Linked DNA regions of Homo sapiens: region 2 is linked to region 1. Evidence: read pairs that join two places in POLR2A ChIA-PET (ENCODE). Cell type or tissue: HepG2. All regions are shown on one strand. Links, peaks and the distances in the headings refer to the core of each region. The heading gives the core; the rest is flanking DNA.

Region 1 (2,909 bases), core at 185-2,684:
CTCATCCGATTCCACAAGTTCAGGGAAACGGAACAGGGGACACTCAGAAACTGTTCTGATTTACAGATTCAGCAAGCACCTCTGTTTAAACTGATCCTCCAGTAACAGAAAGAGAAGAGGAAGCACAAGGGCAGAAGCTAATAAGCAGAGTCTTGCTGGAGAACAGGAGAGAGGAGAGAGGTAAAGAATCCGTTTCCTTACACGAAGCTGCAGTTTGCACATTTTTTACCACTGGGGCCTCCTTTGCTGATGTAACCCAAAAGAAACGCTGGGTATTGAATGGAGGCATTGTTTTACTCACCTTATTGGTTAGGCTCTGTTCATAACAATAATCTACATTCTTTGTAGGGTAGAAAATATTTTTCAAAACTCTAAAAATAAAAGAAAATAGGCTGGGCGCGGTGGCTCACACCTGTAATCCCAGCACTTTGGGAGGCCAAGGCGGGTGGATCACCTGAGATCAGGAGTTTGAGACCAGCCTGGCCAATATGGTGAAACCCCGTCTCCACTAAAAATACAAAAAATTAGCCAGGCGTGGTGGCGGGTGCCTGTAATCCCAGCTACTCAGGAGGCTGAGGCAGGAGAATTGCTTGAATCCAGGAGGTGGAGGCAGCAAGCCAAGATCGCACCACTGCATTCCAGCCTGGGCAACAGAAGCGAAACTCCATCTCTTAAAAAAAAAAAAAAAAGACCAAAAGTATGAAAGCTGATCACAGTTTGATCCATCATCTACCATTTGGTTGGTACTAACAGAAAACATTTCAAGTTGGTACTGTACTGAAAAACCCAAAACATGCCCTTACTGTAGCTCCAGGTCCTCTGTCCCTGGTGATAGAGCAAAGTTGATAGCTGTGCAGAGTGGGGAGTAGACAGGGCGCCCTTGAGAAGCTGCCAGAGTTAAGTTAAGCCCACCTCCTCTGAGACTAGCTCCGTGAGTACAGACAAGACACTGAAGTTCTGTGTTTCACCTCCTGTAAAATAGGAATAACAATATTTGCCATGCACGGCCATGGGAAGGACTAGCAACTGTGTTAGAAGCACATGGCACAAACCAGGCTTTTAAAAAGCGTTGGTGACTAATTCAGCTGGGGATGGAGGTGCATGCCTGCTAGTCCCAGCTGCTTGGCAGGCTGAGGTGGAAGGATCGATTGATCCTGGAAGTTCAAGGCTACAGTGAGCTATGATGGCACCACTGCACTCAGCCTGGGCACCAGAGAAAGACCCTATCTCTAAAAAAAAAAAAAAAAAAAGTAATTATTATTCTATTTCGGTATTTTTCCTTCTCTATGATTTTGTACCAGGTGATTTCTAACAGGACCTGCAGACACTTCGACAAGATAAACTACATTTTATGTGAAATAAAGGCATGTTCAAAAAGCAAGAGGGCAGATCGTGGCTGAATGAGACAACCTGAAACTGAGGCTAAGTTAATTTTCACAAGTCCCTGCTACTAAGATTTCTAAGCTACAGGGAAAAGGTAAACTCATCGCTAGATTTCCCTGCCTGCTCAAGACCACACCCCAACTGGCAGCATAATTCTTGGTGAGGATGAAAAAACTAAATATATACTTGCCTTGAAAAGCAAATATAGGTTTTCAAAACAGTATCCTGTTGCCAGCTAAAGCAAACAGAGTGGTTTCAACCCCAGGAACTGACAGGCAGTGCAAAAGGGCAGATTGGAAGAGATTAAATATTTGTGCAAAAGCCCGTACCCCCCTTCACAAAGGGCTGCCTCTGTCTGGCATAAAAGGGAAGGGATGCGGGAACTGAGAAGAGGGCCTTATCTTTCCAGAGGAAGGACTGTTTGGGGCCGGAGGAGGTGGAGAAGGGGAGAGAAAATAGCGGAGAAGGGGAGGGATAATAGCAGAGGAGGGGAGACATCAGATGGGTGTGAGTCCCCTGGTCACTGTCGGGCCAGGCCAGGCTGCTGTCATCGGCTGAGGCTGCACTTCTGACCCCTGCAGTGAAGCCAAGCCACGCGGGCTCAGGGGCAGACGGAAACAGGATGACTCGAGCTTTGAAGCTGCCAGCCTGTGATGGCAGAGAGGCCAGAAAGAAGCCCGCTCCAGAACCCACTCTCTCAGCAGCAGCAACACATTAATTTGCAGGGGGGTGGGAAGGACAGAGGAGGGGAGGGGCAGAGAGTGGAGGGCAGGAGAGGTCGGGCTGGGACGGAGGCCAGGGAAGCGGGTCATGTGCACAAGGCAGCCCAAAGGCCTGCCACGGGGTGCCCAAGAAGGACCTTAGAGAAAGGAGATAAAATTGTAGTTTTCGACTCTGCTGACAGTTGATCAAAGCTGGTTTCTGCTTCTGAGACATTTTAGTGTCTGCCAGGAACTCAGAATTTAGAAGAGAAAAAAGAAGAGGAAAGGAAAAAATCGACAATGGAGCAGTCTGCGCGGGCGGTGGGGAGAAAGATGAGAGTCTTTGAGGAATTGGGATTTTTCTGTGGACTTTGGAGCTCCTTGGGGCCCACCACAAAGACCAACATGTGGCCGGCGGCACAGGGAATAACACCCCTGGGAGGCCCTTAGAACACAGCTCAGGTTACCCACATTTGAGGAGAGACAATGGGAGGGACGGCCTGCAATCCCTTGGGCCAGCTGAGGGACAGGGCTGGAACTGTGGTTCCAAACCCTGGCTGCATAATGCAATCGTCAGGACATTTCAAAAAAATGCAGATGCTGGCCAGGCACGGTGGCTCACTCCTGTAATCCCAACACTTTGGGAGGCCAAGGCAGGCAGATCACGAGGTCAGGAGTTCGAGACCAGCCTGACCAACATGGTGAAACCTCATCTCTACTAAAAATACAAAAAAATTCGCCGGCATGGTGGCAGACGCTGGAGGCTGAGGCAGGAGAATGGCATGAACCCGGGAGGCGGAGCTTGCAGTGAGCCGAGATCGAGCC
Region 2 (2,909 bases), core at 287-2,786, 64 kb after region 1:
GGATGCTCAGTGTGGCAGAAACTCCCATGCATCACTAGGTTGGGTCCCCAGACTGATACACACAACAAGATGCCTCCTTGCTCACAGTGGATCTTGGTCCCCTCCTGGGTCCAGGGCCATCTAAGCAGGGACGCTTAAGCCATGACACCCTGCTGGTGACCCTCTGGCTGTTCCTCCCTAGGTCTCAACTCTTAAAGGTCTTGAAGCTCTTGAGTAGGTCCGTGGTCTCTTTAAGAGGAACAAGTGCTTCTGCCTGTCCCAGAAGTCTGGTGACCCCAAGGCTTAGTGCTTCTCCCAGGACAGCTCTGGATAGTGCAAGAAAACTCCAGGAAAGTGGCCTCACTGCCACAATCAGAAAGAGGCAGTTAGGGGCAGGTGCGGTGGCTCATGCCTGTAATCCCAGCACTTTGGGAGGCCGAGGTGAGCAGGTCACCTGAGGTCAGGAGTTCCAGAACAGCCTGGCCCATGTGGAGAAACCCTGTCTCTACTAAAAATACAAAAATTAGCTGGGCGTGGTGGCATGCGCCTGTAATCCCAGCTGCTGGGGAGGCTGAGGCACAAGAATCACTTGAACCCGGGAGGCGGAGGTTGCTGTGAGCCAAGATAGGACCACTGCACTCCATCCTGGGTGACAGAGTGAGACTCTGTCTCAAAAAAAAAAAAAAAGAGGCAGTTAGGATTCCTTCACACAGAAGGAATAGAAAAGAGAGCCATGAATTTCCAAACACCCAGGCTGGCCACAGTGGGCTTGTTCTGCTGAGGTCATTCAATTCTGCAGCTCGTTCTAGGAGACATCGCATCCTGCTTCTTGCCCATGCAGAGTAGGCTATGAACTCAGAAAAGAGCGCAGGCTTGTGGAGCTTTGTAAGAAGCCAATTGGCCTTCTTCAAAACCCCCAAACAGGACCTCAGTTATGGAATGTACTTTCCCAAGCCCACCATGAAGGACTCACATAGGTAGACAGGAAATGCAATCTCCAGCAGGGGCTACAGAGAGTTTCATTCTGACTTCCAGTTGAAAGAGTGAACAGGCAGCAGAATCACTAGTAAAACTCCTGGGATTTTTTCTGGGAGTTGGAGAAAAAAGATGTTACACCTGAAACTATGTGTTTTCTCTATTTTGTGATTTCAAAATATGGAAGGGGAGAACTTTCAAAGGGGAAGTTCCTGTAGCTTTTTGGGTCAGAAATGGAAATTTACTAGGGCTGACTAATAACTCTCCGTGCTTTGACCTCTGAGACAGTAAAAACTCTGACAGTTATGTAAAGATAGCAATTGGGAAAATGTTAGCATTTTTACTGCAATCTAGGGCAAAGGCCAAGGCTCCCCAAAATCTGCACTAAGTGAACATTCGTGTTAGGTTGCCAGAGAGGGGACAGTGACTCATCAGGTTTTCAGATGAGCTCCGGCTCTTCTTAAGCCAACAACGTTCTATTTCACTCGTCAAGCTAGACCTGGAAGTCAATGTCATGGTACCCCACGTGATGTTGAAGAAATGGTGAAATGTAGACCTGCCAAGAATTGACAGAGCCGTGTAGCTGTTTGCCTAGCTGGCAATTGATCTACGCAATGATTGATATCATGAGTAGATTAAGCAACAAGCAAACAAGAGCATTCAAATGACCCTGGTACCATACAAGGATGACCTGTCCAGTTAGGCATAGTAAACAAATTCCCACAAACACACCAAAAGGGGCAGTGGAAAGGAAAAGTACATATGTTTTGTGATTTGAGCCTGACCTGGTTCTCTGATGTCCAAAACCTGATCGATCCTCTTTGTGTCTGAAGGAAAACAGGGCTCAAAATGTCATGCATGTGATGGTTGAAGGCTGTGACAATGTTTAGTCTGGAAAAAAGCTCCTTTTTTCCAGTTCGATGGGATTGAAGAGCTGCTCAAATGACGGAAGAGCTATCATGTGAACAGGAATTAGAGCGCACTCCGAGGGGGGAGCAGGGGCCAGTGTGAAATGACAAAGTGACATTTTAGCTCTCCACGTTTTCTAGCAATTAGACCTTTCCTGAAGTGGAAGGGGCTGCCTGGGGAAGCAGAGCATTTCTGTTGCTGGGAGTTTTCTCAGAGGCTGATGCACATCTTGGGGACTGCTGAGGCTCCATTCAATCCCACCGGAGACACAAATGGGAATTCAGCCTGTGCCTTCCCGTGTATTGGGCACTGGGTGATGCCAGCCTTTGGATGTAGGAGTAGAATCCTCCCAACAAGCCTGGGATTCATCATCACTCCCATGTTGCAGATGAAGAAACTGAGGCTCACAGAGGCTAAATAATCCACCTAAAGTTGCCTAACGAGTATTCAAACCCTGGTGGATTTGGCTTCAAAGCCAATGGTTTTTTGCCTGTATCGTATACCCTCCATCATGCTAAATAAGTTCTTAATCCTTAAGCCCTAATTAATAAAATGTATTATTTTGCAATGTTATCAAAATCCCACATTCCTAGAGGCTTAAATAAAATTCTCCCCAATATAAAACCTAATTATTCCCTAAGCGTCTGCAGGCATGCCAAAGGGCCTCTTTGCTAGAAATTCCACGATTTCCTGATTAACAAAAGGAAATAGCATTGAGGCTCTCTTTCTGAAACTTCTACTAGGAATCTCAGAAATGAAACTTGCGGTATTCATACCATAAAATCAATTCAGATAGCTGAATTCTTATATCTGCTTTTTCATTCAATCTCTTGTGGAATCATAAGTCATGGAACCTCTGCAAAAAGCTACCACAAAGAGATGAGAATGTGAGTGAACAAGGCAAAGAATATACTCATTTTAAAATTATTTATGGGCTGGGCATGGTGGCTGACACCTGTAATCCCAGCACTTTGGGAGGCCAAGACGGGTGGATCACGAAGTCAGGAATTTGAGACCAGCCTGGTCAGCATGGTGAAACCCCGTCT

Evidence for each region. ChIA-PET counts read pairs that join two places held together with the same protein. Peaks named below come from ENCODE experiments on the same cell type or tissue, not always from the same donor. Only the 100,000 strongest peaks of a DNase experiment are listed, where the experiment ranks them.
Region 2: POLR2A ChIA-PET joins it to region 1 with 17 read pairs; 6 of 35 experiments call an interaction of 5 or more read pairs at or near these places.

The regions. Positions count from the first base shown.
Region 1 is chr10:30,604,693-30,607,601 of GRCh38, reverse strand. It overlaps a transcript of LYZL2 not described here. Among named protein-coding and RNA genes, the nearest start is that of LYZL2, 24 kb to the left of the region's middle. RefSeq lists an enhancer at 1,544-2,359. In HepG2, for the core only: no CTCF peak of the experiment used is centred there; DNase peaks (open chromatin) are centred at 1,591, 1,911, 2,131, 2,541 and 1 weaker place; H3K4me3 peaks cover 300 bases.
Region 2 is chr10:30,541,096-30,544,004 of GRCh38, reverse strand. The region is part of intron 1 of LOC105376478 (a long non-coding RNA gene); the gene reads right to left. Among named protein-coding and RNA genes, the nearest start is that of LYZL2, 87 kb to the left of the region's middle. In HepG2, for the core only: no CTCF peak of the experiment used is centred there; a DNase peak (open chromatin) is centred at 1,604; H3K4me3 peaks cover 1,294 bases.